Regions from separate parts of the Homo sapiens genome. Here region 2 is linked to region 1. Evidence: chromatin loops called from intact Hi-C (ENCODE). Cell type or tissue: B cell. All regions are shown on one strand. Links, peaks and the distances in the headings refer to the core of each region. The heading gives the core; the rest is flanking DNA. Region 1 overlaps SFMBT1 (Scm like with four mbt domains 1). Region 2 overlaps SFMBT1 (Scm like with four mbt domains 1).

Evidence for each region. Peaks named below come from ENCODE experiments on the same cell type or tissue, not always from the same donor. Only the 100,000 strongest peaks of a DNase experiment are listed, where the experiment ranks them.
Region 2: a loop joins it to region 1, with 1.8 times the contacts of the local background. A loop is called at or near these places in 3 of 110 quality-filtered maps.

The regions. Positions count from the first base shown.
Region 1 is chr3:53,009,409-53,025,887 of GRCh38, reverse strand. All of the region lies in intron 1 of SFMBT1 (Scm like with four mbt domains 1), which reads left to right. Among named protein-coding and RNA genes, the nearest start is that of SFMBT1, 28 kb to the left of the region's middle. RefSeq lists an enhancer at 7,298-7,347. In B cell, for the core only: no CTCF peak of the experiment used is centred there; a DNase peak (open chromatin) is centred at 7,377; H3K27ac peaks cover 2,267 bases.
Region 2 is chr3:52,958,707-52,975,185 of GRCh38, reverse strand. It overlaps SFMBT1 (Scm like with four mbt domains 1), which reads left to right. Exons shown (of 21, transcript NM_016329.4): 2 at 5,928-6,085. The coding sequence starts at 6,058. Among named protein-coding and RNA genes, the nearest start is that of STIMATE-MUSTN1, 69 kb to the right of the region's middle. In B cell, for the core only: no CTCF peak of the experiment used is centred there; no DNase peak of the experiment used is centred there; H3K27ac peaks cover 274 bases.

The sequences.
Region 1 (16,479 bases), core at 3,598-11,597:
TTCTTAACTGTTTTCCAGCCTTCCGTGTAGATCAGACACCATCAGCTGGGAGCAAGATGAGTAGAGATTGTTAGGGCTGCATAGTGGAGGCAGCAGTCAGCAAAGTCCAGCATCACACCTGGGCTGGGTATAGTTGCTCTTTAGAGAGGCTAGAGTTACCAAGGCAAAGATGAAGTATGTTTAGGAGTCTCTGTTTTAAGAAGATAGGGAAGTAAAAATATATTCTAGAAATATTTCCATCACAGTGTTGAATTTCTTTTTTTTTCTTTTTTTAAGACGGGGTTCACTCTGTCACCCAGGCTGGAGTGCAGTGGCACAATCATGGCTCACTGAATCATCTACCTCCTGGGCGCAAGTGACCTCTCACCTCAGCTTCCCAAGTAGCTGGGACCATAAGCGTGTGCCACCATGCCTGGCTAATTTTTAAATTTTTAAAATTTTTTGTAGAGACAAAGTCTCCCAACATTGCCCAGGCTGGTCTCAAATTCCTGAATTAAAGTGATCCCTCCACCTCAGCCTCCCAAAGTGTTAGGATACAGGCGTGAGCCACTGCACCCAGCCTGAAATATGTTTTGATGCTTGAAGAATGACCAGGCTTCATTTATATATCTGGGCTTTGTTACCTTAGTCCAAAAATGAAGGGAATGGGACTCCCAGATTTTTTCTAGTTCTAAATTTCTTTCTTCATTGGCTGTCTAGAAAATTTACATTTTGATAATTATCCTCTTGAAAATACAGTTAAGAAGGTCATGTTTTTTCTGTAACTTGACCAGTTTAATAAAAACTGGATTAATAGGTACTTACATATTTCTGTACTGTTTCTATAATACTTATATAAAAATATTAAAAGTTTTATAACCTGGCATGTTATAAATTAGTTTTCCCCTATAATAACTATTGGAGAATGTTAATTTGCAATTATTTATTTTTGGCTAAAGTCATTGTATACTTTATATTCTTATATATAATGGCCAAAGCCTTTATATTCTTATATTTGGTTAAATATCAAAACATAAACAATATAATGGCTTTAGACAAAGATAATTAAATAATTCTATAATATTCGTTATATTCTTACACCTGGTAGGAGTCCCTTCGAAGTTTCTGTTGTATGATTTCCAGCGAGATTGTTGGACCGGCCCCTGACTTTTTAAGGCCCAGATGGGAGTTCAAAATATATTCAGAATTTGCTTAGCACCCTCTAAGTAGTGCTAGCACATTGGTCCCAGCGATCATTCAGTTTGACTTGGATTATTTCGGGAGCCTCTTAGCTGTCTTCCCTGTTACTTCTCCCTTTGCCCCTTGCAGTCTGTTGTTGACACACAACGACCCTGTTAGCAAGTGAGTCAGATGATGTTACTCTGCTCAGAATTTACTGCAGTGGCTAAAGCCTTTATCATAGCCAACAAGGCTCTCATGGCCGGCCCTCCCCATCTCTCAGATATCCTCGCCATTGCCTGTTCTGTTCCACATAGGAACATGCCAAGGAGACTTCCTCCTTAGGACTCTTGGACATATCTTCCCTCGCCTGGAATGCTCTTCCTACAGTTATGTGAGTAACTAGCTCCCTTACCTCTTTGGGGTTTTTTCCCCCAAAATCATCTCAGTGACCTGCGTATCTAAAATTTCATAGAACAGGCTCTAACCACCCACCTCCAGACTTGGAAGCAAGCACACCACCCGACTGTGACACGCAGACAGTTGACGTATCTAAAATTTCAACCCTTCTCCAACATTTCATATCCCTGCCCCTGATTAATTTTTTTTCTCCTTAGCACTTGTGTTACACACTATGTGTTTTATTTATTTATCCTGAGTATTGCCTCTCCTTCACTAGAATGTAAGCTCCTTGAGGACAAGGATTTTTGTCTGTGTTGTTTCCTACTATATCTGCAGTACCTAGAACAGCATCTGGTCCATAGTAGTTGCTCACTAAGAATTTGTTGAATGAATGGATGAATGAGTATTTCATAGCATAGCTCCCTACCCTGGCCCATGAGTTATATAAATTTTGAATTTGGAGGGCTATTAGCGAGTGTCTAGTCAGGAAACCACTCCAGGTGTTTCATTCAAGAGGGATGTAATTCTAGGAATTGTTTACAAAAAGAAAGGGCTGTAGGAACAAAAGGGAGAAGGTGCCTACAAACCAGAGCCCACAAACCCGCATTTCTCACTGATGCTACTGGAGTTCGCTGCAACCAAGCAGGAACCTGTACTCCTGCCAGTGCTGCTGCCAGAGCCTAATGGGAGCACAGCTGACGGGGGGTTTGGAAATGTAGATTTCAGGCCTGATGATGCAGGGAGAGTCTGGAAGGGTAGATGTGGGACTAAGTACCAGCATACACTATCCAGCACAGATGGTATTTATTTAATTCATGTATGGAGATAAATTTAGATGTAGAACAAATTAAACTGAGTAGTTTGGGTTGTGCCACCAAATAATAACACAGAGTGAGATCTTAGACCATGACTGAAATATAAGAAAGCTAAGAATTAAATCCCAGTTTAGCCTAGTCATATCCATGTGTTGAACCACAAAACTGAACTCAGCCTCTAGAAATGGAACAAGACAGGAAACATATCTTCACTGTGGCCCTGATCTCTTAGTGTGATTAAGTGTTCATTTCCTTGAGTTCAGTAAATCTGTGTTTAGGCCCAACCATGTCCCAGATTAGATCTCTGTCACATAAAGGATCACATTGACCTCTCCTGATCTGATTAGAGTCATCTGTTACTCAGGACCCTGCTGTCATTTAAAGGTCGGGTTGCTCCTCTTTTTTTCCTCTTCTCACTTTATGAACAAGGACACCAAAATCTAAACATACTTGGTAACTACATGATTTATGATATGAAGTTATTAATAAGCTATTTATTAGGGATGACTTTTTTAAATTTTTTATTGTGGCAAAATAAAATTTAGCATCTTAACCATTTTTAAGTGTATAGTTTAGTGGTATTAAATGCATTCATAAAGCTTACCATCTTAACTGCTTTTAAGTATACAGTTCAGTGGTATGACTATGTTCATAGTGTTGTGCAACCATTACCACAGTCCGTCTCCATCACTCTTTTCATCTTGTAAAACTTAAACTCCATACACATTAAATAATAACTTCCCATTTCCCGCTCCACCCCGCTCCAGGTAACCAGCATTCTGTTTTTCAGTTCTATGAAATTTACTACTTTAGGTACCTCATAGAAGTGGAGTCATGTATTTGTCTTTTTGTGACTGACTGGCTTATTTCACTTAGCATAGTATCATCCAGGTTCATCCACATTGTAACACGTGTCAGAATCGCCTTCATTTTAAAGACTGAATAATATTCCACTGTATGTCTATAGTGTATTTTGCTTCTTCATTCTGGTTTATTTATTTGTTTGTTTGTTTTTTATAGAAACAGGGTCTTATGTTTGCTTTTTTTTTTTTTTTTTTTTTTTGAGACAGCACCTCACCCTGTCGCCCAGGCTGGAGTGCAGTGGTGTGATCATGGCTGACTGCAGCGTCTACCTCCTGGGCCCAAGCAGTTCTCCTGTCTCAGCCTCCCGAGTAGCTGGGACTGCAGGCGCATGCCACCATGTTCAGCTAATTTTTGTGTTTTTACTAGAGATGGGGTTTCACCATGTTGCCCAGTTTGGTCTCCAACTCCTGGGCTCAAGTGATCTGCCCACCTTGGCCTCCCAAATCACTGGGATTACAGGTGTGAACCACCGCACCCAGTCCAGCTAGGCTGTTTCTACAGTAGAAAACAAACACCTGCTAGAGTAGCTTAGATTCTTCTGTTCTTTGTTTCACCTAGTAAGTGAGGCCTTAATTTTCACCTCTTAACCACTTTTTATTTAATGCCATAGACGAATTCTAGAGAGCGGTGAGGAATCTTTGAGAGAAGAAACTTTATTGGGTGGGGTTGCTGGCCTCTGCTCTTTTTGCATTTAGTCTTCTATGAATCCCTTCCTGAATTTGAAGTGCTGCTTTAGAAGAAATATTACCTCATCAGAATTCTAGGGGAAAATGGTTGGTTTGAATTTAAGCAAAAATAATGTATTAATATTTTCCCCTTCTGCGTGCTTTTTCTCTTTTCCCCTTGTAAATGATTTTATTTCTCCCTGCGGTTGCTGTTTTTGAGCTGTGGTTATTGGAAACTCCCATAGAAAGGGGCTGGGTTGGTGGTGCTGGGGCTGGAAGGCTGTGACACAGAGCAGGTGAAAGGGGACTCCTGCTTCCTTGTGTCTTCCGATTCTCCCAAAAAGGCCCTGATGAAGGCCTTAGGTCATAAGACTTATGGAGACACTGTTAGCAACCATCAACTGATTTAAATTAAATCTCCAAATGGCAACAGAGTGCACTTGAGCCAGGAGTATGTCTGTGACCCATGGATACTTGTTGTCTTTTGACTTCATAGAGGCATTTACTTTTATTTATTTAACTCTTTATTATGGAAAAATTTAAACATAACACAGAAGTAGAGATAATATAATACATCCCCAGTTTACACATCACCCAGCTTTAACATTTTGCTTTCCTAGAGACATTTTCTAATGAGGGTAGGCATAAAGCATTTGAGTTTCATATTACCTTTTCCACTCCTTGACATCAGGTTTTAAGCAAAATTGTCTCCAGATTTACTTCAGCAAATTTAGGTACATACTAGTTACTCCCAAGACTAGTTGTAGAGAAGTGATAATTGAATTTGGTCTTTCGTTAGAAATGTACTGAGTGTAAAAAAGATTGTTGTTAGAGATGTCCTTTACGAATAGATTAAGTTTATTATATATCACTGTTAGGCTCAACGTAGCCAATAGGGGACCTCTACTTTCTTTTTTCTTTTTTTGAGACGGAGTCTCACTCTTGTTGCCCAGGCTGGAGTGCAGTGGCGCGATCTCAGCTCACTGCAACCTCTGCTTCCTGGGTTCAAGCAATTCTCCTGCCTCGGCCTCTCATGTAGCTAGGATTACAGGGACGCACCACCATGCCTGGCTAATTTTTTGTATTTTTAGTAGAGACAAGGTTTCTCCATGTTGGCCAGGCTGGTCTCAACCTCCTGACCTCAGGTGATCCGCCCGCCTAAGCCTCCCAAAGTGCTGGGATGACAGGCGTGAACCACCGTACCCGGCCTCTACTTTTACTTAGTATGGAAAAACCTGTATTACAAAACTCTGGGTGGAAGCCTGGGTATAGATTGGAAATGTGTTCTCTGTTCTTGGTTTCCCCTTCTCCCTCCTTCTTCCATCCTCGACTTGTTTTTCTGCCATTCATTCTACAAACATGTATCGGCTTTAATATACTACCCAAAAAAGACAACAGCTTGTATTGCAGGAAGGTAGGGAGATAATAAACCAGTAAGGAAATAAGTAAAATCTAGTAATTGTGATAAATGCTAGCAGGAAATCTGACTGATGTATTAGAAAATAAGATGGGGATGTGTTCAATAGAGTGAAAAGTCTCTTTTTTCCTTTTTTTCTTTTTCTTTATTTTTGTTTTTTCTTTGTTTGTTTGTTTTGAGATGGAGTCTCATTCTGTCACCCAGGCGGGAGTGCAGTGGTGTGATCTTGGCTCGCTGCAACCTCCGCCTCCCAGGTTCAAGCGATTTCCCCTGTCTCAGCCTCCTGAGTAGCTGGGATTACAGGCATGCACCACCATGCCTGGCCAATTTTTGTGTTTTTAGTAGAGACGGGGTTTCACCATGTTGGCCAGACTGGTCTTGAACTCCTGACCTTAGGTGATCCGCCTGCCTCGGCCTCCCAAAGTGCTGGGATTACATCACGCCCGGCCTACTTTTTTTTTTCTTGGTACTCACTGGCCACGGCAAGAAAAAAAAAAATCTTTATGTACTGGTTTTAGACTAAGCTGTGGAAGGCAAGAAGCAGTCACGTGTAGAGAAGGCTGGGTGAGGGGTAGAGCACCTGCAGAGGCCCTGAGATTGGAGTCTGTGGTGAACTAGGAACCAACAGTGGGAGTGTGAATGGAAAGAAGCCGAAGTGGTAAGTGGGGACACCAGATCTTGCAGGGCCTCGTATATCCCAGTAAGGAGTTTTGATTTTACTATTTAGTCAGTTACTGAAAGGTTTTAAGTAGGTTTGTGTCATGATTTGCTTTGTGTTTTAAAAAATGCCTGTATGCTCTATGGAGAATGGACTTCCAAATGCGGAAAGGGAGACAGTTTGGAGGTCGCTGCAATAGTCTAGGTGGCATGGACTAGGATGATGACAGTGAAAAATGGAGAGAAGTGTTTGATTTCAAAATTCATGGTGGCTAGACTCAATAGGACTTGCTCATGGACAGGGTGAGGATGAGGAAGCCATCAACAGTGGTTTCTAAGTTTTTGACTAGGTTGGTCCTGTAATATTGAGATGGGGAAACCTGGGGAGAGTTGGGTTGAGAAGGAAAAAGTTTTGGTTGCCCATGTAACATTAAAATGGAAATTCCAAATGAGTAGTTGGATATGTGAGTCTGGAGCTCAGTGAGTGAGTCCTAATCATTGATTTCACACATATACCCCCCCCACACACACACACACCAGTGACTGAGTCCTCTTAATCATTGATTTCACACACACACATGCACATGCGTGTGCTTTTTTTTGTTTGTTTTTTGAGACAAGGTCTTTCTCTGTTGCCCAGGCTGGAGTGCAGTGATACAATCATAGCTCACTGCAGCCCTCTGGACCTTCTGGACTCACGTGATCCTCCCACCTCAGCCTCCCCAGTAGCTGGGGCTACAGATACAGGCCACCACATCCAGTTAATTAAAAAAATTTTTTTCTGTAGAAACGAAGTCTCACTGTGTTGTCCAGGCTGGTCTCAAGCTCCTGGGCTCAAGCAATACTTCCACCTCAGCCTCCCAAAATGCTGGGATTACAGGTATGAGTATCGATAATATTTATAGCCATGAGTTTGCATGACATCACCTAGGAAGAGAATTCCAGTGTGGATGGGAAAAAAAGAAGAGAACACAGCACCAAACCCCAAGGAATTCCAAGCTTTAGAGCTTGTGATTCTGGAGGAGGCAGCAAAGGAGACAGGATTGGCTAAAGAGGAAGAAGGAAAACCAGGAGAGTAGTGTCACAGTACCTGAGAGAAGAAAATCCTCTGAGAAGTGGCAGTTTACTGTGTAGAATGGAGGGGATCTGGTAAGATAAGAGAGCAAACCATTGGATTTAGCAATTGGAAGGTCATTGGTGACCTGGACAAGAGCAGTACCAGTGAGTTAGGTGAGGCTGTAGCCAGACTGGGGAGGAAATGAGGAAATGCCATATGAAGGCAAGCCTCTGAGATGAGACGGCTTGCTGTGAGGAGGAAGCAGAGAAATGGAGAAGTGCTTGGAGGGCACAAAGGGGTTTTCTTTTACTATTGAGATAGCAACATGAGAGCCTGTTTGTGTGCTGATCTTATGGGACTGTTATGGTAGATAGGGGTGTAGAACATGGGGTCTAACTGAAGGTTCTAGGTTACAGAGTAAATATGGGAACAGGGTGGTGTCTAGAGCTTCAGGGAAGGGATTTTCCTTTCTCTGAAGGATGAAAACAGATCCAGGCAGGTGGTGGGAAAATAAAGGAAGTTCTTGGCCTTCATATTGTACTGCAGAACTAACTTTTTTTCTTGCCTGCTTCTTGCATTCTTCAATTTTCTTTTTCTTTTTTTTCTTTTTGTTTTGTTTTCGAGATGGAGTCTTGCTCTGTCGCCCAGGCTGGAGTGCAGTGATGCGATCTCGGCTCACTGCAACCTCCACCTCCCCTGGTTCAAGTGATTCTCCTGCCTCAGCCTCCCAAGTAGCTGGGACTACAAGCCCGTGCCACCATGCCCAGGTAATTTTTGTATTTTTAGTAGAGTCAGGGGTTCACCGTGTTAGCCAGGATAGTCTCGATCTCCTGACCTCATGATCCACCCGCCTCGGCTTCTCAAAGTGCTGGGATTACAGGCGTGAGCCACCGTGCCCAGCCTATTCTTCAATTTTCTAAGTATGCAATTTTCTAAGTATGCATAGACTTCCAGTTCGTATTAAAGAAATGAAAAAGCAGTTTATTGTTACTTGCCACACACTGAAAAGCATCTTTTTTAAATAGAGAAGGAAAAGAGTTTAGAAACAGCACAAGGTGTATATAGATGTTTACAAGAAGTCATGCTCATTTTGTTAAGGTAATTATATTGCTTTTTTTGAAGAGTGAAGGTATAAGCTGCAGGAGAAGGGAAGAGGCATGGGATGCTTTATTTCGTGGGGTTGTTTCATATGAGTACTGGTATTTCTCCAAGTTGCTCTTTAAGTTCCTTCTTGTTCCATGAGAGTGCTTCATGTTGCAGTCCTGTCACTCTTCTGTTGGAGGAAGGTTTCCTTTACTAACTGTGTAAGACTTAATGTAGAATAGACATGGGAGACTACACTTCTGATCTGATTAGCCTATAAACCCCCAAGAGGGTAGGGATTTTGTTTTGCTCACTATTTCATCCCTGGATCCTGGAACAGTACCTAGCAGGTAGTAGGAATTCAAGAAATACCTGTTGAGTGAATTAATAAAAGAACTGCCAAATAAAAAATAAGTGTCACTATACTAGTGGACCTGGAGAGTAAAGTGACTGCAACATCCTCAAAATGAAAATATTTCCTGTTTTATCCAGAGATCACATTCTTACCTAAAGTAGTATGGTGTGCAGAAATATTATGGGCACTAGATTAGACAGGCATGGATCCCATCTTTATCTTCTAACAGCTTGGGTGTGTTTCTTAGCCTTAGTTTCATTTTCTTTAAGATGGGACTAGTAATAATGTACTTTGCAGAATTACTGTATATTTGTATACTGTATATAAAGTACTCAGCATAGTAGCATAGTAGATCCTCAACAAAAGGAGGATCTCATTCGTTCCTATTTTTCTTAGTGGTTATATAAGTCTAGACACTGGAGACGAATCTAGTTAACAATAATCAGTTTTACAGATGGGAAAAATAAAAAGGAAATTGGATCTTTCCAATGTGAATCAAAATAGAAATTTCCAATGTGAAAGGCAAAACAATAAGCGAAGATCTTTGTGGTTTCAGAATGGGGAAGAATTTCTTAAAATAAGAGGCAAAAAGCACTAACTGTAAAGGAAAGGGTTGATAAATATGACTACATTAAAATTAAAACCATTATCAACAGACGACATAAAGAGAGTGAAAAAATGAGCCACAGAATGGGAGAATAAATAATCACATAGAACTGTCAGAATATGTGAGGAATTCCTTCAAATCAATAAATAAGGAAGACAGCCCAGTAGGAAAATGACTTGAGAAGGCACTTCTCAAAAGAGGGAATCCAGTGGTCAGTAAACATAAGAAAAGGCATTGTCTCACTTTAATTGGGGGATGCAAATTAAAACACGGGGATATGTCATTACACACTCACTAGATTTGCAGGAATTTTAAAACCCACTGTCACTGAGTACGTAGAGCCACTGGAGCTGTTATTCACGCTTGTGGTATGTGTGTTGATACAACCACATTGGGAAGGTTGGACATTGATTGTATGCTTTGAAAGTTGGATATATGTTCACCCTGACCTCAGCTAGATTGACATGTCTTTGGCTTGAGGCAATCTCTGGAGGTTCGCACCGCAATCCATGATCAAGACTATGATGGTAAGTGTTATTAGAGCTCAGAGAGTGTAGTAGTGTCTGGTGTGCTGAGCTGGACCAAGCAAATTCCTCCTGCTTTGGAGTTAGAGGTGTAAGCTTAAAGTTCTGGGTTTTGTTTTTTTTTTTCACTTTGTCCTTTAATTTATTAATGATTATTTTCTAAATGTTAGAAATTCCTAACTTTATTTTCTTTTACTGCTAAAAGTAGGGTGCTAGAAAGACAGTATTCTAAATCAAAGAAAAACCATAGTATACTGTTCTTGATGAAATAAGTCTTCCCTACTGCAGGCCTTGCTGTGTGAAGAAGAAAAATGAGAAGCAAACAATTGTAAGCTTTTTCTTATTTAAAAAATAAGAGGAAAATCACCTACTTAAAGTATACAATTCATTGGTTTTCAGTATATTTACAGGGTAGTGTAACCATCATGATAATCTAATTTTAGAACATTTTCATTATTCCAGAAAAAAAACCTTGTACCCATTAGCAGTTATGCCCTTTCCCTGCTTTTTCAGCCTAAGGCAACCACTAATTTACTTTCTGTCTCTCTAGATTTGCCTATGGTGGACATTTTGTGTAAATGATATCATATAATATGTGGTCTTTTGGACCTGGTGTTAATTTAGCATAAAGTTTTTGAAGTTCATCCATATTGTGTGTGTATCAGTATTTCATTTGTTTTTATTACCAGATAATAGTCTACTATATGGCTATGTCACATCTTATTTATCTACTCATCAGTTGATGAACATTTGGGTTGTTTGTACATTTTGGCTGTTGTCAGTAATGCTGCTGTGAACATTGCTATACAAGTTTTTGTGTGAACATTTGTTTTCATTTCTCTTGGGTATATACCTAGGAGTGGAATTGCTGGGTCTATGGTAACTCTTATGTTTAACTTTTTGAAGAACTGCCAAACTGTTTTTTCAAATTGCCTATACCATTTTACCTTCTGGTTTCTCCACATCCTTGACAGCACTTGTTATTCTCTATTTTTTTTTTATGATAACCATTCTTGTAGCTTTAATTGGGGTATTGCCAATTAAAATACAATGATTTTTTTTTTTTTTCCTTGGGACAGGGTCTCTCTCACCTGTCACCCAGGCTGGAGTGCAGTGGCATGATCTTGGCTCACTGCAACCTCTGCCTCCTGAGTTCAAATGATCCTTCCACTCAGCCTCCTCAGTAGCTGTGACTACAGGCGTACACCACCATGCCCAGCTAAGTTTTGTAGAGACGAGGTTTCACCATGTTACCCAGGCTGGCCTCCCACTCCTGGGCTCAAGCGATCTGCTGTGCCAGCCTCCCAAAGTGCTGGGATTACAGGCATGAGCCACTGCTCCCGGTCCTATTACTTTTTATATAACTCAAACATGATTCTGGCTTTTTAAATGACATTTGTTGAGGGAGGTTGCTTTATGCTTTCATTTTGGGGGTCCTCCAGATTCATAGTTTCTCTCTGCTGTATTAACATTTATGCTGGCTGTGTCTTTATTCATTCACTCACTCCATCACACACTGAGGGCCTGTCCTTTAGAGTCTAGTCCCAAGAGAGCCTAGGACTCACCCCTGTCAGAGACTGTGACACCTGATTTTGTGTTGCGAAAATAAAGAATATTGTAAAAATAGTTGTACAGTTTATAAGGTAGACTAGATGTACTACTGTTGGTCTCCAGAGCTTTTTATGAAGATCTGTTATCAGTAAAAGCTCTCAGATAGGTTTCTTCTTGTTAGTTGATTCATTGGGTGGTGGTTCTAGAAACTGTTTTGTTTTGTTTTGTTTTGTTTTGTTTTGTTTTGTTTTGTTTTTTTTAAATACAGGGTCTCTCACTCTGTCACCCAGGCGGGAGTGCAGTGGTGTGATCACGGCTCACTGTAAACTTGACCTCCTGGGCTCAAGCGATTCTCCTGCCTCAGCCTCCCAAAGTGCTGGCATTACAGGCATGAGCCGCTGCGCCTCACCTAAAAACTTTCTAAGAAGTGATCTCAATTCTTTCCTGAATTGAGGCTTTAGGACATTCAGTGAAATGCCTAAGAAGAAATGATAGAAGATGAGGAAATCCATTTTGGAAAAAGCCTTACATGTAAATATTTTATTTTTGAATGGCAGGCAGCTCGGTGTGTTGGCAGAATAACTTAGGTTATGGATTTGGCTGTCATTTACTAGTTGTGTGATATTTGATAAGTTAAATAACTTCTTTGAGTCTCTTATTTCCTGACCTTTAAAATGGGAATATTTCAAATGGTGGTGGGATGGAAGAGGTATCATATCACATGGTGCCTAGTGCGGTAAGCACTAAGTGTCAGCTCTCTTCCTCCCTGACTGCAAGGCAGTTTATTTAAATAAAATGATTCTTGGCCGGGAGCAGTGGCTCACACCTGTAATCCCAGCACTTTGGGAGGCTGAGATGGGCGGATTACCTGGGATCAGGAGATCGAGACCAGCCTGACCAACATGGTGAAACCCCATCTCTACTAAAAATACAAAAATTAGCTGGGTGTGGTGGTGGGCGCCTGTAATCCTAGCTACTTGGGAGGCTGAGACAGGAGAATCGCTTGAACCCAGGAGGCGGAGGTTGCAGTGAGCTGAGATTGCGCCATTGCACTCCGGCCTGGGTGACAGAGCAAGACTCCATCTCAAAAAAAAAAAAAAAAAAAAAAAAAAAAAAAGATTCTTTATAAATAAACTGTGTTCCTTCTTGAAGTAATTAAATTTACTATTAATGGATTATTATCTAATAGTAACAAAATGGTGAGAGCATTTTGGCAAGAGCAAATATAGTAATCATTTCCTAGAATGTGAAAAAAGTTGATTCCAGCTAGCAGTGGATAGAAAAGTGAATTTAGCAGAAACTCACCTCTGGTCTGTTTTGAACAACTTAGCCATACAATACCACTAAGAGTTATACTCAAGACGTAATATTCTTTGGCAATTCTAAGTTTACCTGTTCCCTGTTGTCCACCTAGAAGAGTTTTACTCTTTAGGTGAAAGATTGAAGAATGATTACCCTTACCATTTTGAGTAGAAACTAGTGCATAAATTGTAACTTAGCAAGTTTCATGAATGAATTGTACTATCTCAACTTAGAGCCCATCACTGGAAATATTGATGAAAATATTTTCCATTGAAGCAGCAAGTGTTTTTGCCAACATTATAATCAAATCCAGTAGCTCCACAATTCCTAAAGCAGATTTTCAGATGATTGTGATTGGTCTTTTAGATGCTTTTTCAAAATATGGTTTACGGTTTGGGAAAGGTAGTATAAAATATTTATAATTTTTTATGGGTTTTTTTGTATTTTTGTTATTAGTCTCTTTAGCATTGAGTTTTGAGAGATGTTAGCTTTTCAACTATAAAGCAGGTGAAATATGCTCCAATCAGTGTATGTTAATTTGTTATATTTATAGCTGAACTAGATTTGCTGGTGATGGAAATTTAGCCTGCAAAAACTAAATTGTGTCTTCCATTTTCCCATAATTGCATTACCTTGAATCATATGATATGTAGGCCCTAACCTTTGACTTTTGGGTTTGTTGGCCAGTGTTTTCCTATTACTAAAATAAGCAAAGGATTAAGAGCACTCGGCCGGGCGCGGTGGCTCACGCCTGTAATCCCAGCACTTTGGGAGGCAGAGGCGGGCGGATCATGAGGTCAGGAGATCGAGACCATCCTGGCTAACACAGTGAAACCCCGCCTCTACTAAAAATACAAAAAATTAGCCGGGCGTGGTGGCGGGCGCCTGTAGTCCCAGCTACTCGGGAGGCTGAGGCAGGAGAATGGCGTGAATCCGGGAGGCGGAGCTTGCAGTGAGCTGAGATCGCGCCACTGCACTCCAGCCTGGGCGACAGAGCGAGACTCCGTCTCGGGAAAAAAAAAAAAAAGAGCACTCACTGCAAGGCACTTCTGTCCTTTTTAGCAGCCATTGAATCTTGTCCATTTGCTGCGCAGCGACTTAAATGCCTACTTCTTATTCACGGCCTTCAGTTTGTATCTGTCCTTCTCTTCTCAGCCACCCACATCGTAGCCTCGGCTTCCACCACACAACTGGAAATCTCTCCCAGAGGGTGCCAGTAACCTTTGTAGTGGCAAGGCCAGTGTCCTTTCTTTTCTCAGCCTTTATTCTCTTGAATTTCCTTTCATGTTTGGCTTTGTCATTGGTGCACTCCTCTTTGTGAGAGGAAACTTTCTAGGTTTCCTACCTCTCAATTTTTTCTGTATTTAATTTATACAAAGTGGCTCATGTAGTGGCTGGCACATAGATACTTAAAAAGTGTTAGTTCCTACCTCTCTTTTTTTGTGGTCTCTCCTTCATTCTCTGTTCATTTCTCCGTGAGATTTTCTGATTAGTAGTTACCTTCAGCATGCCAGTTGACTTGCAAACCTACAATCCAACCTTTCTTCTACTTTGTCATCTGACAACAGCCTGGTTTGTAGCTGATTCCAGGACTTCTTCACTTGGGTGGCCACTCTCATTACCACAGAGTTCACTAGTCATGGTGAACACACCAGTCTTTTACACCTCCCTCACTCCCAAACCTCAGTTCTTCTTAACTACTATCCCAGTATTTTCAGTGGCACCAGTATTTATTTTCCTTTTCACATGCTAGAATTTGGAGTCATCTTTGATTTTTCTGTCATTTCCTACTTTGAAATGTCTCTTAGGCTCAATCCTTTGACACCATTCTGATGGCCGCTTCTCTGCTTTAAGCCCACAGCCTTTGATCTCTGGGCTAGTCCAACACCTTCCTGCTGGTCTGCTGCTGGTCCTAACTGCCCTTTAACTGAGTATATGTCACTTGGCAGCTATAAAATGTAGCACTCCTCAAGTCTTTCCTGTTTGGTGCTGTTTGTGTACTATAGAACTTTTATGTATTATATGTACTCTTCTGTGGGGCCTCGTTATCTATGCCAGCAGATTGATCCCTCCTGCCACCTTACACACGAGCATACTTTCCACCCTGCCCCTTGCCGACCTGATGCCAGCCTGATGCCAGCCTTGGTACCCTTTGCATGCTGCTTGGCCTGCTGGGAATGCCTTCCACCCTTTCCTCTACCTTTCCAAGATTCTGTCTGTCCTTGAAGATGAAATTTATGCCTTTCTTTTGGTAAAGCTGTTTGCAGCTATTTTGACCCACAGTTAACTCTCCCTTTTTTGGCAGCTAATTTTGAAAAGCCTTGCATTTCAGAAATTTCTCTAGTGATTCTATCTGTAACTGTAAAATCCTTTAGGGCAAGACTGAGCTTCCTATTGGGCCACCCCATCATCCCCTGGGAAGTACCAAGAACAAAGGAGGTGCTCAGTAGTAGATAGAGACAAGTTGCTAGCAGGCTGGTAAAGAAGCATTGTAAATATGCTGGTTTTTAACTGTGTTGGTAAATACTGAGTGGAAGACAGTTCCGAAGATACAGATACCAAATAGATGTTTCTGAGCTTAGTGGTCTTTTTTATCTGGTGTCATTTTGTTGATATGGTATAACAAATATTGTGGAATTAAAATTCAATGGAGAAGCTTTGGGCAAATTACCTTATTTAAACATGTTTTATAAGTTAAGTTCTATATATACAGAGATGTTTGTCACTTTCTCAGTCAGGTACTGTCAAACAAGTACTAGGCTATAAATAACATCATTACAGAAAAACACACTGTATTCTGGTTGTACAAATTAAGTGAATGTCATCTTACTTTGAAACATGGCTCCACAATTACCCCCTTGTGCATTTTCCCCATGTATATTGTGTAAAGAACATTAAGAAAATTTCTTGTATAATTTTCTTTCTGCCACTCACCTCCTCCTCCCAAAAGCATCTCTGGACTAGAAAGGGCTTACCAGCCCCACAGAGGGTTCAGTCAGGACCCATGTGCTACTTTCCCCTGGCCTGGCAGCCATGTTCGGTCACTGCCCAGCTGCTCTCTCTTGATGCCTTTGTCTCCCTTTGTCCTCCCCTGGGATAGGTAGCTCAGGCTTCCTGCACCACACCCCCTTGCACTCCTTGCAGTAGGAGCACTGAAGAGCCAGAATAGCTTTCTGGTTGTTCTCTCTTTACCCAAAGAAGTTTCACTTGCTTGTTTGTTGAGAATGAGAGAATCCATTTGAGTTTCTTTTTTCTTTCTCCTTTACTACTTAAAACATCCTTCCTTTTCATTATGATTGCTTGCTTTTAGCTTGTTTCCTATTGGCTTGAGGCAAAGGGATCATGTTTTAAATCTCTGTAGCTGCTACATAGTAGAGCATAGTATAGAAACCAAATATAGTTGACCTTGAACAGCACAGGGCAAATCACATGGGTCCACTTTATGTGGATTTTCTTCTGCCTCTGCAACCCCTGAGACAGCAAGACCAACCCATCCTCTTCCTTTTCAGCCTACTCAGTGTGAAGACCGTGAGGATGAAAACCTTTATGATAATCCATTCCACTTAGTGAATAGTAAATATATTTTCTCTTCCTTATAATTTTTCTAATATTTTGTTTTCTCTAGTTTATTTTATTGTAAGAATACAGTGTATAATACATATACAAAACATGTTAATCCACGGTTTATGTTATCAGTAAGGCTTCTGGTCAGCTGTAGGCTATTAGTAAAGTTTTGGGGAGTCAGAAGTTACATGCAGATTTTTTCCTGTGAGGGCAGTTGGTAATCCTGACGCCTGTGTTGTTCAAGGGTCAACTGTAAATATTTGTTGAATGAATAAGTGATTCATGTGTTTAAAAACCAAACTTACTGAAAGAGTGAAGGATTGTATTATCTAGCACCAGATTTCCTCCCACCCTTGTATTCTCCTGTATTCTCAGCAGATTAACAACTTTTGTTGTTCAAAGTGAGGGATTCTTTTATTTATTTATTTATTTTTTGAGATGGAGTCTCTGGAGTGCAG
Region 2 (16,479 bases), core at 5,714-13,713, 53 kb after region 1:
TTTCACTTTCTTTGTTTTCTTTTTTTCCAGTTTAGGTTATTCTTGAGTTTGGGTTTTGTTTAGAACTTTTTCAGTGGTTTTATAAATTTATTAGTACCAGTTTATTCAACTGAGATGGATTTGCCCTGTGTTGGGTTTATAAAATCATGAAAAGGTTTGGCTCAGATTTTTTTTTTTTTCTGATACAGGGTCTTGCCCTGTCACCCAGGCTGGAGTGCAGTGGCGCAAACTTGGCTCACTGCAACCTTTGCCCTGGGTTCAAGCAATTCTCCCACTTCAGCCTCCTGAGTAGGTGGGATTACAAGCATGTGCCACCACACTCAGCTAATTTTTTTTTTTTTTTTTTTTTTTTACTTTTTATAGAGACAGGGTCTTGCCATATTGCTCAGGCTTATCTCGAACTCGTGAGCTCAAGTGATTCGCCACCTCAGCCCCCCAAAGTGCTGGGATTACAGGCGTGAGCCACCGTGCCTGGCCTCAGATTTAATTTAGATGATATGAGTGGCTAAGATTTTTCTCGCAAAATTGAACTAAAACCTTGACTTTATCAGACTTTATTTTTTAATCTCTCTAGTCAGACATGTAGCAGTGGGTTAAAAGAATAAAAATGACATAACAAACAACTTAATGAAACAATAGAAGATTTCTGCCCCTGAGTTATGTTGGCATTTGACAAATGGAAGGACAACGTTTAATTTAGATAGACAAATAAAACATGTAGTTACAGTTGACTATAGTAAGAGTGAAAGGCTGACAGAAAACTACACCTGTTGGGGAATGGGAACAGGAAATATAAGGTGACTCTACCACTGACTGCACTGTCAGGGTCAGAGTTAACTTTGCACATCTGCTGAAAATGGAGCATCTGATTTGCTGAATTGTTGCAATTAGTATATTTAACAACATACTCGAAATTATTGTTGGACTTGTTTCTGTTGAGGGATAAGTGTACAAATTCAAACATTTCAATAGGAATTTTCTTGCTAACTGCCTGGTATTTATTGAATTAAAGTGTTTTGTTTTGTTTTGTTTTTCCAGCCACCGAACATATCAGTGATCTTTAGAACCACCCTGAGGTCCTGTCCTTTCTAAGCCCTTTAAAAGTTACTTATGTCAGACATGTTAAATCATTTGGCTGAGGATACTTCCCACAGAAATTTTTCTTGCATTATTGCAACTTCCCCATGTAATCACTCATCTTAATCAATGTTTATCTTAGCCTTGAAAAGAAAGGGCATTAACATGAAGCCAGGTTACTACTACTAGGCTTAGAGTGTGGACTTGTATGTGTAATATAAAACAAGATGGGAGGGCTGAGGCAGGCGGATCACTTGAGGTCAGGGGTTCGAGACCAGCCTGGCCAACGTGGTCTCTACCACAATACAAAATTAGCCAGGCATGGTAGCTCATGCCTGTAATCCCAGCTACTTGGGAGGCTAAGGCAGGAGAATCACTTCAACCTGGGAGGCAGAGGTTGCAGTGAGCCGAGATTGTGCCACTGCACTCCAGCCTGGGCAACACAGTGATACTGTGTGTAAAAAAACCCCACCAAGATGGGAGGGGAAAATTTTGTCTAACATATTTGTTGTTCAGATGACTTTTAGGTCTTTCAAAAAAACCTGTTAAAATTCCATGGTAGTTTTATTTTATATTGATGTACCACTTAAAAATGAAATAGCTATTCAGTTTGATTTTTCTGCCTGGGTTTAGTTGTTGTTCTTTTTTAGTATTTGTCTTGAAAGCTTATTTTATCCAATTAGCTTTGCCTTTTCAATTTTTATTTATATTTCTTAGAAGTATTTAAAATTTCTCCAAGCTTCAGTATATTTTCTTAGAACCCCCTCCAAATATCTAGGCACCTATTTAGTTCACTAAAGTATTAAATAAGATGAGTAAGATCCAGATCAGTTAATTCATGAGAATTTATTTATTTTTACTTTTATTTATTTATTTTTACTTATTAATTTTTGAGACAGGGTCTGTCTCTGTTGCCCAGGCTAGAATGCAGTGGTGTGATCATTGCTCATGGTAACCTCAGACTCCTGGGCTCAAGAGATCCTTCCGCCTCAGGCTTCCAAAGCACTGGGACTACAGGGGTGAGCCATTGGGCCCAGCCTTATAAGTACTTATTTAAATGAATAACTCTTTCTTTTTTTCCTTTTTTGAGGCAGAGTCTCGCTCTGTCACCCATGCTGGAGTGCAGTGGTACGATCTTGGCTCTCTGCAGCCTCAGCCTCCCAGGCTCAAGCGATTCTCTTCTGAGCCTCCCAAATAGCTGGGATTACAGGTGCCCGCGACCACACTCAGCTAGTGTGTGTGTGTGTGTGTGTGTGTGTGTGTGTGTTTAGTAGAGATGGGGTTTTACCACATTGGCCCGCCACCACACTCAGCTAGTGTGTGTGTGTGTGTGTGTGTGTGTGTGTGTGTGTGTGTGTGTGTGTTTAGTAGAGATGGGGTTTTACCACGTTGGCCAGGCTGTCAAACTCCTGATCTCAAGCAATCCACCTGCCTCGGCCTCTCAAAGTGCTGGGATTACAGGCGTGAGCCACCTCACCAGGCCTTAAATGAGTAACTCTTAGTGTGTTCTGTTCACTACAAGAGGGTGATAATACCAAAATAAATGATAAAATAAATGATGACAGTAAGACAATTTAATATGAACAGGAAATAAAGGAAAAGTGAATTAAATTTTCATATACTAAGCGCCTGGATAGTTTACCGTTTTTTCTTTACTGCATGAAAAGACAGCAGGCTAACAATAAAGAGAGAGCGTGAACAGATGTTCCACAGCAGAAGACTTCATCAGTCTATTTCTTGTGATCCTATTAAGATGATGAACTGATTGCTCATTGGCTAAAATCTAAATGATTGATGTAAGGTTGAAAAAATGTCACAGCCTTAGCTTTCTGCTACGTAAGACTTGCATCTCTCCACTTAATGCCTTTTGGCTTTGAAGCTTCATTATTATTTTTGTACTTTGTGGCTCTCTGCACAAAATACTCTAGCATGTTCCAAGAGCTCATGAACATAAACAGTAGATGACATCTTCAAAGCCTAGTGACCCAACAGATATTTATTTAGCACTGACTTCGTTCTATCAAAACCATGCTGAAGTGTCAAGACTTTATATGTGGAGATTATCCACTAAATTAGAGCCATAGAAATTTGAACCTGTCAACAACCTGCTTAAAACAGTGCCCCAGCACGTAGGCAGTCCTCAGTAAATATTAATTGCTGTTATCCCTTCTCTTCCTGTTCAGTCTTTTATTTGCCACTTATTCTGTTGGTTTGCATGCTCTAGCCACAGCAGCCTTCAGGTCCTTCCCACTGTAGAGCCTTGGTTTATGCTGTTCTTGGTGCCTGGAATAGTCCTCCTTTTCTCCCCCTTTTGCCTAGCTGCTGTATCATTTTCTCAGGGACACTGTCAGTGACCTTAGGTTAGACCTGCCTTTATATTCTTTCTTATCATCTAGTACTTCTACTTGCTAGCAATTTAAATAATTTTTTTATTGTTGGCTTAATTTGTCTCCCTGCAGTTGAAAATAAGCTCCATGAAAGCAGGAACCATATCTCTCTTGATTACTTTACCCCACCCCTACAGTAGTGGTTGGTAAGGAGCTGGTGTTTGATAAGTATATGGGGATGAATAAATTGGTAGGTGGAGTGATACAGTTTGGATGTTTTGGGCTTGGGGTAGAAAAGTAAACTGAGGGAAGAGAGCACATTTAGAAGCCTTAAACATCACTCTCAAGTTTCTTTTCAATTGTTCCCATCTTTGAAAGTGTGGGTTTCGGTGCTTATATTCTGTGATACGATTTGGGATAATTGGCATTTATCTCAAGTGGGATGTCCACAATTTTAATAGTTATCAAAACGTTTTCTACGCTCATTATGAAATGAAAATTTAAAATCTGAAAAAGATCTTTATTTGTTTTATAGATAAAAAATGGACATAATACGGTAGCGTATCAGATTGCATAGCTAGTTATCAGTAGAGCTGGCACTAGAACCTAGGTTTCCTTACCTCCCCACTTTTTTTTTTTTGAGACAGGATTTCACTCTCATTGCCCAGGCTGGAGTGCAGTGGCATGATCTTGGCTCATTGCAGCCTTACCCTCAGCCTCCTGGGCTCAAGCGATTCTCCTGCCTCAGCCACCCAAGTAGCTGGGACTGCAGGCATGCACTACCACACCCAGCTAATTTTCATATATATTTTTTGAGACAGGGTTTTGCTGTGTTGCCCAGGCTGGTCTTTCACTCCTAGGCTCAAGTGATCTGCCCGCCTTGGCCTCCCAAAGTGCTAGGATTACAGGCATGAGCCACGCACCTGGCCATCCCTACCCATTTTAAGCTATTGTCCTTTAGGTAGCTGGTACCTTTTCAGGCAAAAGTGGTATAAGGATGTATTAAAAGCTAAGCTTTTTCTTCATGATTAAAGTTGCTTATGAGAATCATTTACTGGGGGCTCTAATACACACTCAAAACTTTTGAGAAGTATAGAATTGCTTGATCCTGCAGAATATCACTCCCAAAGCTGTGCTGTTAAGTACCCATCCCAATGCTATAGTTTTCTGTATTGTCGCTCTTGCAGTTAGTTCATGCCATGCCTTCCTGTAGCAGCTCTCTTCTCCCTTTCATTTACTCTTTCTAATCTGTTAGGCACATATTAAGATAATATCTTAGATTAATATCTTAGATTATTTTACATGTATATATAAAGCAAGAATAAATAGATTCATCCATACTGCAACGTGGATGAACCTCAAAAACATGATAAGTGAAAGAAAACCAAGGTTATATGAAAGACCACATTTCATATGGTTCCATTTATGTGAAATGTTTGGGAAAGGCAAAATCTGTAGAGACAAAGGAGATGAGTGGTTGCTTGAGCTTAGGGATGGAATAGGAAGGAACTGCAAGTGAGCATTTGGCTTCTTTTCAGGATAATAGAAATATTCTCAAATTCAATTATGATGGTTACACTTTGTACATTTACTAAAAATTATTAATTTGTACCTCAAAATGGGAAATTTTGGTATGTGGCTTATATCCCAATAAAGCTTTTCTTCTTCTTTTTTTTTTTTTGAGACAGTGTCTGGCTGTGTCACCCAGGCTGGAGTGCAGTGGTGCGATCTTGGCTCTGCAACCTCCGTCCCCCAGACTCAAGCCATCCTCCCACCTCAGCCTCCCAAGTAGCTGAAACTACAGGCGTGCGCCACCATACCCAGCTAGTTTTTGTATTTTTAGTACAGGTGAGGTTTTGCCATGTTGCCCAGGCTGGTCCCAAACTCCTGGGCTCAAAGGAATCCTCTCACTTCAGCCTCCCAGAGTGTTGGGATTACAGTCATGAGCCACCGCTTCCAGCCCTAAAGCTGTTTTTTAAAAAAAGAATAAGCAGGTTCAAAGCTTATTTTGGAGGAATTCTCTTTATAATTGTAGGCTAATACAGTTGATATTTATGGATCTGCATAATATTCTAGATAGATGAGATGGAAAATTAGATAAAGTAATACTCTATCCTGAATCATATTCGTTGTGTAAGACAGCATTGAAAGCTAACTCCCCTGTCTCCCTAGGAGACCATTAGGAACTGGAGTTTTGTGTATAGGAATCATGGTGCTAAGTATGGTAATGTAAATTTAAAGGGTAATGATTCATATGCATCTTACTTTGTTGTGAGTTTTAGATTTATTATCAAGATCTCGATAGTGTGCGTTCTCTACACATACAGACGCACATGAGCGCACACATACACATACAGACTCTTCAAAATTAGAAAAGGTATCAATTTTTTCCTCCAGTCCTATCTATTCTGCCAGTATGTTTTTGTCTTATGTCATCTCTCAACCAGTCGAGTGCCCTGTTTGATGAGTGAGTGAGCACACTTGGGCTTCAGGCTGTTTAATGTGTTCTTTTTCATTTTTCAGCACTTTCATTTGGACCCGTGGATACCCATTGAACAGATGCTTGAAACCTGCAAGTAATCTTCAGATCCTAGCAGAACCATAGGCCTTTCCTTTGTTTTGGGAGGATATAGCCTGCCTATATGCTGTGGAAATGAACGGGGAGCAGCAGCTTGATGCAGGTATTGGTTTTATTCTCAGAATTTATTCTCTAGGATGCACAATTATATTACTTGCCTGTGTTATATTGTCTGTTTCTCTACCACTGAACTGGAAGCTCTTTGAAGTCTTAAGTTGTTTTTCATTGCCATCTTCTGTACCTCTCAGAGAACCTGGCACTAGGGGCTACTAATAATGTTTGCTGAAAAAATAAGAAACTGTTATGAACAAGGCCGGGCGCGGTGGCTCATACCTGTAATCATAACACTTTGGGAGGCCGAGGTGGGCAGATCACGAGGTCAGGAGATCGAGACCATCCTGGCTAACACGGTGAAACCCCGTCTCTACTAAACAAAATACAAACAATTAGCTGGGTGTGGTGACGGGTGCCTGTAGTCCCAGCTACTCGGGCAGGAGAATGGTGTGAACCCAGGAGGCAGAGCTTGCAGTGAGCCAGGATCGCGCCACTGCACTCCAGCCTGTGCAACAGAGCGAGACTCCTTCTCAAAAAAAAAAAAAAAAAGAAACTGTTTTGAACAGACTTCTTTTTTAAAATAGCATTAAAATTTTGATGATTACTTTCTAGTTATTTTGAAGTAATTATGCATTCACAGGAGTTTGCAAAGATAGTACTTACTGACATATTTCATGTTCCTTTCACCCAGTTTCTCTCATTAGTTACTATAATATGATATAAAACTGAGGAAATTGATGTTAGTATAAAGAATGTGCAATTCTATGTCATTTTGTCACATGTGTAGATTCCTGGAACCATCCCCTCAGTCAAAATACAGAACTATTCCATCACCACAAAGAGCTCCCACACCTATCCTCCTTCCCCTGACTTTCCCTAATCCCAGGCAACTGTTAATTTGTTCTCCATCTCTGTAATTTTGTCATTTAAAGAATGTTACATAAATAGAATAACACAGTACATGGCTTTTTGAGATGGGCTTTAATAATGCCCTTGACATCCATCCAAGCTCTCGCGTATATTGACAGTTTGTTCCTTTTTATTGTGGAGGAGCAGTCATGAATGTACTGCAGTTTGGTTAACCATTCATCTATTGTAGTACATTTTGGTTGTTTCCAGTTTTTGGCTCTTACCAACACATAAGTTGCTATTAACAATTGTGTATATAATACTTTATTTTTCTGGGGTACATACCCAGCAGCACAATCACTAGATCATATTTAGTAAAGAAAACTGCAAAATTATGCTCCAGAGTGGCTGTGCCATTTTACATTCTCACCAGCAGTATATGAGAGTTCTAGTTTCTCTACATCCTCACTGCTATCTGGTGTTGTCATTACTTTTGTTTAAGCCATTCTGATAGGTGGGTAGTGACAGCTCATCCTGGTGTTAATTTGTACCTCCCTCATGGCCGCCAGTGATATTGAACATCTTTACATGTTCCTACTTGGCATCTGCATATCCTCGTCAGTGAAATGTCTCTTCATGTCTTTGGCTCATTATCAATTGGTTTATTTTTAATTAATAAAGATTGGTTTTTTTGTTGAGGTTTTTCAAAAAACTTTATTGAAATATGTTTTTTGAGATGCAATACACATACCATAAAATCAACCCTTTTAGAGTACATAATTCAGAGGTTTTTAGTCTATTCACAAAGTTTTCCAACCATCACTGCTATCTAATTCCAGAACATTCCATCACAACAAACCATTAGCCATCATTTCCTTTTCCACCCAGACTCTGACATCCATAATCTACTTTCTGTCTCTAGGATTTACCTATTCCAGCTTTCTTTTATTAACATTTGCATGGTATATCTTTTTCATCCTTTTCTTTTCAACATGCCTGTATAATTATATTTGAAATAAGGTTCTTGACACAGCATACACTAATTTTTAAAAATTTTGGCCTTATAGGATGTATGTATACCATTTATACTTAATGTAATTATTGATATGTTTGGATTCAAGTCTGCCTTTTTTGCTTATTTATTTTTTCTGCTTTTGTTTGTTTGTTTCTCTAGAGCAGTGAGATTTCTTTCAGACTGGCTCCTGTGTTCTTTTTTTCCCTCTGCTTTCCTGTGGGTTACTTGAACTTTTTTTTAGAATTCCATTTTGATTTGTAGTGTTTTTGAGTATATCCTCTTGTAGCACTTATTGGTGGTTACTTTAGGTATTATAGTATATATATATATATATAACTTATCACAATCTTCATTTTATTAAAGTGAAGTATAGAAATCTTACCTACTTTTACTTCTCTTTACCCTCTTTTATTTATAATTGCCTTAAATATTTTCTCTACATATTTTGAGAACCACATCAGACATGCTTAACATTTTTGTTTAAACTGTCAAACATATAATTTAGAACACTTGAGAGAAGGAAAATTTATTATATTTTTCAGTATTTTTACTCTTTATGTTGTCATTTATTCTTTTCCTGATTTTCCAAGATTCTCTCTTTTGTCACTTCATTTCTATTTAGAGAATTTTCTTTAGTCTTTTTTTTTTTTTTTTTTTTTTTGAGACTGAGTCTCGCTCTGTCACCCAGGCTGGAGTGCAGTGGCGTGATCTCGGCTCACTGCAAGCTCCGCCTCCTGGGTTCACACCATTCTCCTGCCTCAGCCTCCCAAGTATCTGGGACTACAGGCGCCCACCACCACGCTTGGCTAACTTTTTGTATTTTTAGTAGAGACGGGGTTTCACTGTGTTAGCCAGGATGGTCTCGATCTCCTGACCCTGTGATCCACCTGTCTCGGCCTCCCAAAGTTCTGGGATTACAGGCGTGAGCCACCGCGCCGGCTTTAGTCCTTTTTTTTTTCTTTTGAGACGGGAGTCTTGCTCTGTCGCCCAGGCTGCAGTGCAGTGGCGCCATCTCGGCTCGGCTCACTGCAAGCTTTGCCTCCCGGGTTCACGCCATTCTCCTGCCTCAGCCTCCCGAGTAGCTGGGACTACAGGCGCCCGCCACCACGCCCGGCAAATTTTTTGTATTTTTAGTAGAGACGGGGTTTCACCCTGTTAGCCAGGATGGTCTCGATTTCCTGACCTCGTGATCCGCCCGCCTCGGCCTCCCAAAGTGCTGGAATTACAGGCGTGAGCCACCGCGCCGGCTTTAGTCCTATTTTTTTTTTTTTTTTTTTTTTGAAACGGAGTCTTGCTCTGTCGCTCAGGCTGGAGTGCAGTGGCGGGATCTCGGCTCACTGCAAGCTCCGCCTCCCGGGTTCACGCCATTCTCCTGCCTCAGCCTCCCGAGTAGCTGGGACTACAGGTGCCTGCTACCACGCCCGGCTAATTTTTTGTATTTTTGGTAGAGACGGGGTTTCACCGTGTTAGCCAGGATGGTCGCGATCTCCTGACCTTGTGATCTGCCCGCCTCGGCCTCCCAAAGTGCTAGGATTACAGGCCTGAGCCACCGCACCCGGCCGTTAGTCTTTTTTTTAAAGGAGGTCTAGTAGTGACAGATTGTCTTCATTTCATTTCATTTGAGAATATGTTGATTTCCCCATTCATTGTTGAGGGATATTTTTGCTGGATATGGAATCCTGGGTTGAAAGCTCATTTCTTTCAGCTCTCAGAAAATAATTGTGCTACTTCTTTCTGGCCTCCATGGTTTCTGATGAGAAATCTGCTGTCATTGGACACTCTCCCACCTCCCACCCGCAACGCTTTGCTTTAAAAGAGAGGTTTCTCTGTTGTTAATTTTAAGATTTTTTTTTTTTTTGCCTTTAGTTTTTGGAAGTTTGAGTCTGGTGTATATATTTTTTGGGTTTAAGCTTATCTTATTGTCCCACAGGTCCCTCAGACTCTCTTCATTTTTTTTTTTAATGTTTTCTCTCTGTTGTTTAGATTGGGTTTTTTCTGTTGTTTTGTCTTCAATTTTACTCATTCTTTCTTGTCTGCTTCATTCTGCTGTTGAACTTATCCATAGAGGGTTTTTTTTTAATTAATTGGGTTATTTTCAGCTCTAAAATTTTATTTTTGAGCTGGAGAAGGAAGAGGGAAGGGAATAGTCTCAACCTAAAATGTCGCATTTTGCTCTTCTAACTGAGGTTTAGTGGCTTATCTTGAATTGATGCTTTTTAGCTTGTTCTCTGCCTTTGGTTAATTTTAGGACTTTGAAATGATGATTTTCATTGGTTAGCCAGTCCTTTGGTTCTTTTATGGGAGAGTGGGTTCACTGCAATAATCATTCTGCCATTTCAGAAGTTGATTTTTCCTTTGTGTTAAATATTATTAACTCATGTATTTAAGTACGTATATGTATATGTATACATTTGATGAGTTTGAATGTATTGCTGTCATCATTCATTTGATGATCAAATTCTAGAGCAGCAAGAGTTGTTTCAGACTGGTTCCTGTGTTCTTCTGATGTGACGTCATGTACCTTTGATACAGTTAGTCCTTGCTTTCTGGACCAGTAAGATTCCCAAGTACCTCCTGAACATATCCTGCCCCCCAAACTTGCAATCCGCTGTTTCTCTGAGGAGCTTTTTTTTTCTTTAAAGTAGGTATGATATTTAGAGACCACAATCTGGGTGCTGGAGTGCTAATTTGATACTAGGTTGTCATTTATTCTAGGCCTTACTTACAGACATAGCTAGAAAATACACATTTAAAATTATTTTCTATTTTTTAGAGACAAAATCTTGCTTTGTCACCCAGGGTGGAGTACAGTGGCATGATCATGGCTCACTGCAGCCTCAAACTCCTAAGTTCAGGTGATCTTCCCACCTCAGCCTCCCAAGTAGCTGGGAACACAGGCACATGCCATCATCCCCAGCAATTTTTTAATTTTTGTAGAGATGGGGTCTTGCTATGTTATGTTGCCCAGGCTGGTTTCAAACTCCTGGCTTCAAGTGATCTTCCTGCCTCAGCCTCCCAAATTGCTGGGATTTACAGGTGTGAGCCACCATGCCCAGCCATGAAAATACACATCTTTTGAAAAGTAAAGAAAATAATGGTTTTACATTGATACTTACAATGTAAATTTAAAAGTACAGGGTTTTAGCTGGGCACAGTGGCATGCACTTGTAGTCCTGCTACTTGGGAGGCTGAGGTGGCTTGAGCCTGGGAATTCAAGGCCAGCTGGGGCAATATAGGGAAACTCTATCTCAAAAAAACAAAACAAACAAACAAAAATAAAACAGGGTTACAAAGTTTTTTCTTCTTTGATTTTATGCTTGTATCTCTTCCCTTTTAGAAATGTCTTGTTTGCTAATGATGGTAATATTATTCTTTGTTTTTATCCTATAGAAGTCCTCTAATTATTTTAAAATAATAATACCAACATTTTAGATATCAACCACAGTGTGCAGTTTAAGATTTCTTTATAGTTTTTGCTTTTAAATATATTCCACTGGTGTTTATAGTCAGAGTATTGTATTTTAATATGGCATAGGCCAGACCCGGTGGCTCACGCCTGTAATCCAGCACTTTGGGAGGCAAAGGCAGGAGGATTGCTTGAGCCCAGGGGTTCAAGACCAGTCTGGGCAACATAGGGAGACCCTGTCTCTACCAAAAAGAAAAAAAAAAATTAGCCAGGTGCAGTGGCATGTACCTGTAGTCCCAGCTACTTGGGAGTCTGAGGTGGGAAGATTGCTTGAGCCAGGGTGGTTGAGGCTTCAGAGAGCTTTTATTGCACCACAGCACTCCAGCCTGGGTGACAGAGCAAGACCCTGTCTCAAAAACAAATAAAAATAAATAACATTACTTAAAGGAATCCTGTTTTCTTGTGGTTTTCCCACCAACAGTTAGCTCATGTGTTTCAGTTTATTTGAAATTTATAGAATTTTTTTAATTTCAATTTAATTGTTTCTAAATTGTATAATGAGCCTGCATATTTCTAAAGTCAAAATTGGCCGGGCGGTGGGTCATGCCTGTAATCCCAGCACTTTGGAAGGGCGAGGCGGGCGGACCACCTGAGGTCAGGGATTTGAGACCAGCCTGGCCAACATGGTAAAACCCCATCTCTACTAAAAATACAAAAAATCAGCTGGGCATGGTGGTATGCGCCTGTAATCCCAGCTGCTAGGAAGGCTGAGGCAAGAGAACCTCTTGTACCCAGGAGGTGGAGGTTGCAGTGAGCCGAGATCGCACCACCACATTCCAGCCTGGGTGACAGAGTGAAACTCCATCTCAAAAATAAAATAAAATAAAATAAAATAAAATAACTTCAACCTGATATTACTAATTCTTTCTCTTTTTCCATATATATAGCCAGTTTTATTACTTTTTAATTTATTCTCCTGTTGTTCATTTTTAAAAATATAAACTAATATATGTGAGTGTATATACATATATCCTCATACTCACATCTCCCTCTCCTTTTTTTTTTTTTTTTGAGACAGGGAGCCTTGCTCTGTCACCCAGGCTGTAGTGCAGTGGCACAACCTCGGCTCACTGCAACCCCTGCCTCTGGGTTCAAACGATTCTCATGCCTTAGCCTCCTGAGTAGCTGGGATTACAGGCACGTGCCACCATGCACCTGGCTAATTTTTGTATTTTTAGTAGAGATGGGGTTTCATCATGTTGGCCAGGCTCCTCTCAAACTCCTGGCCTCATGTGATCCACCCACCTCGGCCTCCCAAAGTGCTAGTATTATAGGCATGAGCCACTGCGCCTGGCCTCTCTCCCATCTTATACAAAAAATAGGGATACAAAAAAAAATACTGTTTGGTAGTGTGGTTACTCTTAACAGTATATTTTGGAGATTATTCCACATCAGTATATAGAGATTGTTCTCATTGCTTTACAGCAACCTGTACTGAATACATATACCATATTTATTCAACCATTTCCTTATTGATGGACGTCAGGGTTATTTCCAGTCTTGGTATTACAAATAGTGCTACAATGAATGGCTTTGTACAAATGTCTTTTTGTATTTTTGCCAGCATATCTTTGGGATAGATTCCTAGAAGTGGGATTGCTGGATCAAAAGGTAAATACATATGTAATTTTGTTGGATATTGCCAAGTTTTCTTCCACAGAGGTTGTGTCATTATGCTTTACCTGTTTACAGCCTCACCATTGAGGCTTGTCACACTTTGGAATTCTTTTCAATCTGATATCTCTGTCGTTTTAATTTGCATTTCTCTTAAAACAAAATTTGCACATTTTCATATATTTAAGGATTATGCATTTATTTCTTTAATAAACTCTCATATATCTTGCTCATCATCTCATCACATCATTAGTCTTGTTTCTTCTCAGCATTGTGTGAGAGATTTTAGTTGAGTGATTCATCATTTTAATTGTTACTTATTTTTTATTTTTAAATTAACATGCTATTTAAGGACCTAGAGTCCTTGCTAAGGGCCACGAATGCCCAGCCTTGTTAAGTTTTAGTAATGTAAATTGACTTTCTGCTGGCCTGTACTTTCAAGTTGCCCTCAAAGCTGTCTTTATTATTGGCTTGTATTTCTAATGAAAACATTTCAAATACATTAAAACTATGGAAAAGACTACAACAAACAATCATGTGCCTAGCATAAATATTTAATAAATGTTAATGTTCAATATGTTTTTAATTTTTTATTGTGGTAAAATGTCCATAATGTAAAATTTACCACTTTCACCTTTTTTAAAGCGGTGGGGTCTTGCAGCATTGCCCAGGCTGGAGTGCAGTGGCTATTCACAGGCACAATCATGTACACTACAGTCTTGAACTCCTGGGATCAAGCGGTTCTCTTGCTTCAGCCCCCTGAGTAGCTGGGATTACAGGCCGTTTTAACAATTTTTAAGTGTATAGTTTATTGGCATTAAGTACATTCACATTGTTGGGCAGTAATCACTGCCATCCATCTCCTTATCTTTCCAAATGGAAAGGTATACCTGTTCAACAGTAACTCCCCATTCCCCAGTTTCCCTAGCCCCTAGCACCCACCATTTAATTTTCTGTTTCTATGAATTTGACTACTGTAGGTATCCATTTGTCTTTTGTGACGGGCTTATTTCTCTTAGCATAATGTCTTCATTGTTTATCAATGTTGTAGTATGTGTCAGAACTTTATTTTTGGGAGGATGGGGTCTCTAACAGCCCAGGCTGGAGTGCAGTGATGTGATCACTGCTCACTGTAGCCCCAACCTTGCAAGTGATCCTCCCACCTCAGCCTCTCAAGTAGCTGGGACTACAGCCACTCACCACCATGCTCAGCTTACTTTTAAAAATATTTTTGTAGACACGAGATTTCCCTCTGTTGCTCAGGCTGGTCTCAAACTCCTGGGCTTAAGCTGTCCTCTGCCTTGGCTTCCCAAAGTGTTGGGATTACAGGCATGAGCCACCGCACCCGGCCAGAATTTCCTTTTTTTAAAAGGCTAAATAATATTCCATTGTATGTATATACCACATTCATTTTGTTATCCATTCGTCTGTTGATGGACACTTGGGTTGCCTCTGCCTTTTGGTTATTGTGAATATTGCTGCTATGAACATTTGTGTACAAATACATGTTTGAGTCCCTCTTTTTAATTCTTTTTGGGTATATACACAGACATGCATAGATAGATAGAGAGATAGATAGATAGATAGATCATATGATAATTAAAAATATTTTGAGGAAGTACTGTACAGTTTTCTATAGTGGCTGTACCATTTTACATTCCCACCAGAAATATACAACCATTCTTAATTCTCCATATCCTCACCAACACTTATTATTTTTTGTCTTTTTGTTTATAGTTATTCTAATATGTGTGAAATGGCATTTCATTGTAGTTTTGATTTGCATTTCCCTAATGATTAGTAATGTTGAACATCTTTTCATGCATTTTCATTTTTTAAAAGAAGTGAAACATAATACAGTTTAAGCCTCTTTTGTACTTCCCTTCTAATCTGTTTCCTTCTCTTTATCCCCAAAGGTAACTTTGTTGAAGTTGATACGTATTCTTTTCATCCTTTTCTTTACACTCTTATATTAATATGCATGTATTCATAAACATTACACTGCAAAGTTTTGTTTTGAAACCTAGCTGTGCTTTTCATTCTGCACTTGCCTTTTCTGCTTGATGTGTGTTTTTGAGACTTATCTGTGTCAACGCTAGCATTCATTTCAACTGCTGTGTAGTAGTATTCCATTGAAGGGTTGCCATAACTTATCTATTCTACTTACTGCTTCCAGTTTGTTGATATTACAAATGCTGCTGTGATGAACATCCTTATATTTACCTCCTTGTGGTCATGTGGAGTATGGTTTCCCCTAGGGTGTACTCATTCAGCAGTTTATTGAGAGTCTTCTATATAACAAGCATTGTTCTGAAGGAATACGTCAATGAACAACAACAACAACAACAACAACAAAACAACCATCCCTGCTCTTAGGGAGTTTATGTGAAGTGAGATTATTGGATTATAGAGTATTTGAGTCTTGGCTCACTTAACAAGAGTATTGTAAGAATCTAGGTGGCAAATTCCTGACTTTATGGAGTTTATGATCTAACAGGTATATTGTCAATAGGAATGAATGCCATAAAGAAAAGGGAAGCAGAGCCTAAAGATGGATACTGTTGCCTTTCTGAAGACGAACATTTGAGTAGAGACTTGAATGAAATGGAGCATGAAGGACACTGGGAGATGATTCTTTGAGTTGAGGGATAGCAAATGTAGAGGGTTTGTAGAAAGAGTATGATTAAAGAATGGCAGGAACCTCATTGTCACCCGAGTGTGGTGAGCCTGGAGAGTCTGGCTGGGGATAAAGTGGTAGGGTAGGCAGCCAGGGATCAGGTCATGTACGGCCTTTGTAGTGTCCCACAGATTTTAGATTTTAAGTGTAATTGAAAGGTGGAAGATATTGTGGTTAGACCTTGGACTAGAGATAGCCAGTAGATATGGTGGGAAGTGATTCGATTTGAAATATGTTTTTTGTTTGTTTTTAATTTCCGGGATACATGTGCAGGATGTGCAGGTTTGTTACATGGGTAAACATGTGCCATGGTGATTTGCTGCACCTATCAACTCATCACCTAGGTATTAAGCCCAGTATACATTAACTGTTTTTCCTGATGCTCTCCCTCCCCCGTCCCCCTTGACAGGCCCCAATGTATGCTTTTCCCCCCGATGTGTCCATGTTTTCACATTGTTCAGCTCCCACTTATAAGTGAGAACATGTAGGGTTTGCTTTTCTGTTGCTGTGTTAGTTTGCTGAAGATAATGGGTTCCAGCTCCATCCATGTCCCTGCAAAGGACATTATCTCGTTCCTTTTTATGGCTGCATAGTATTCCATGGTGTATATGTACCAGGTTTTCTTTATCCAGTCTATTGTTGATGGGCATTTGGGTTGATTCCATGTCTTTGCTATTGAGAATAGTACTGCCGTGAACATACATGTGCATGTATCTTCATAATAGAATGATTTATATTCCTTTGGGTAGATACCCAGTAATGGGATTGCTGGGTCAAATGGTATTTCTGGTTCCAGGTCTTTGAGGAATTGGCACACTGTCT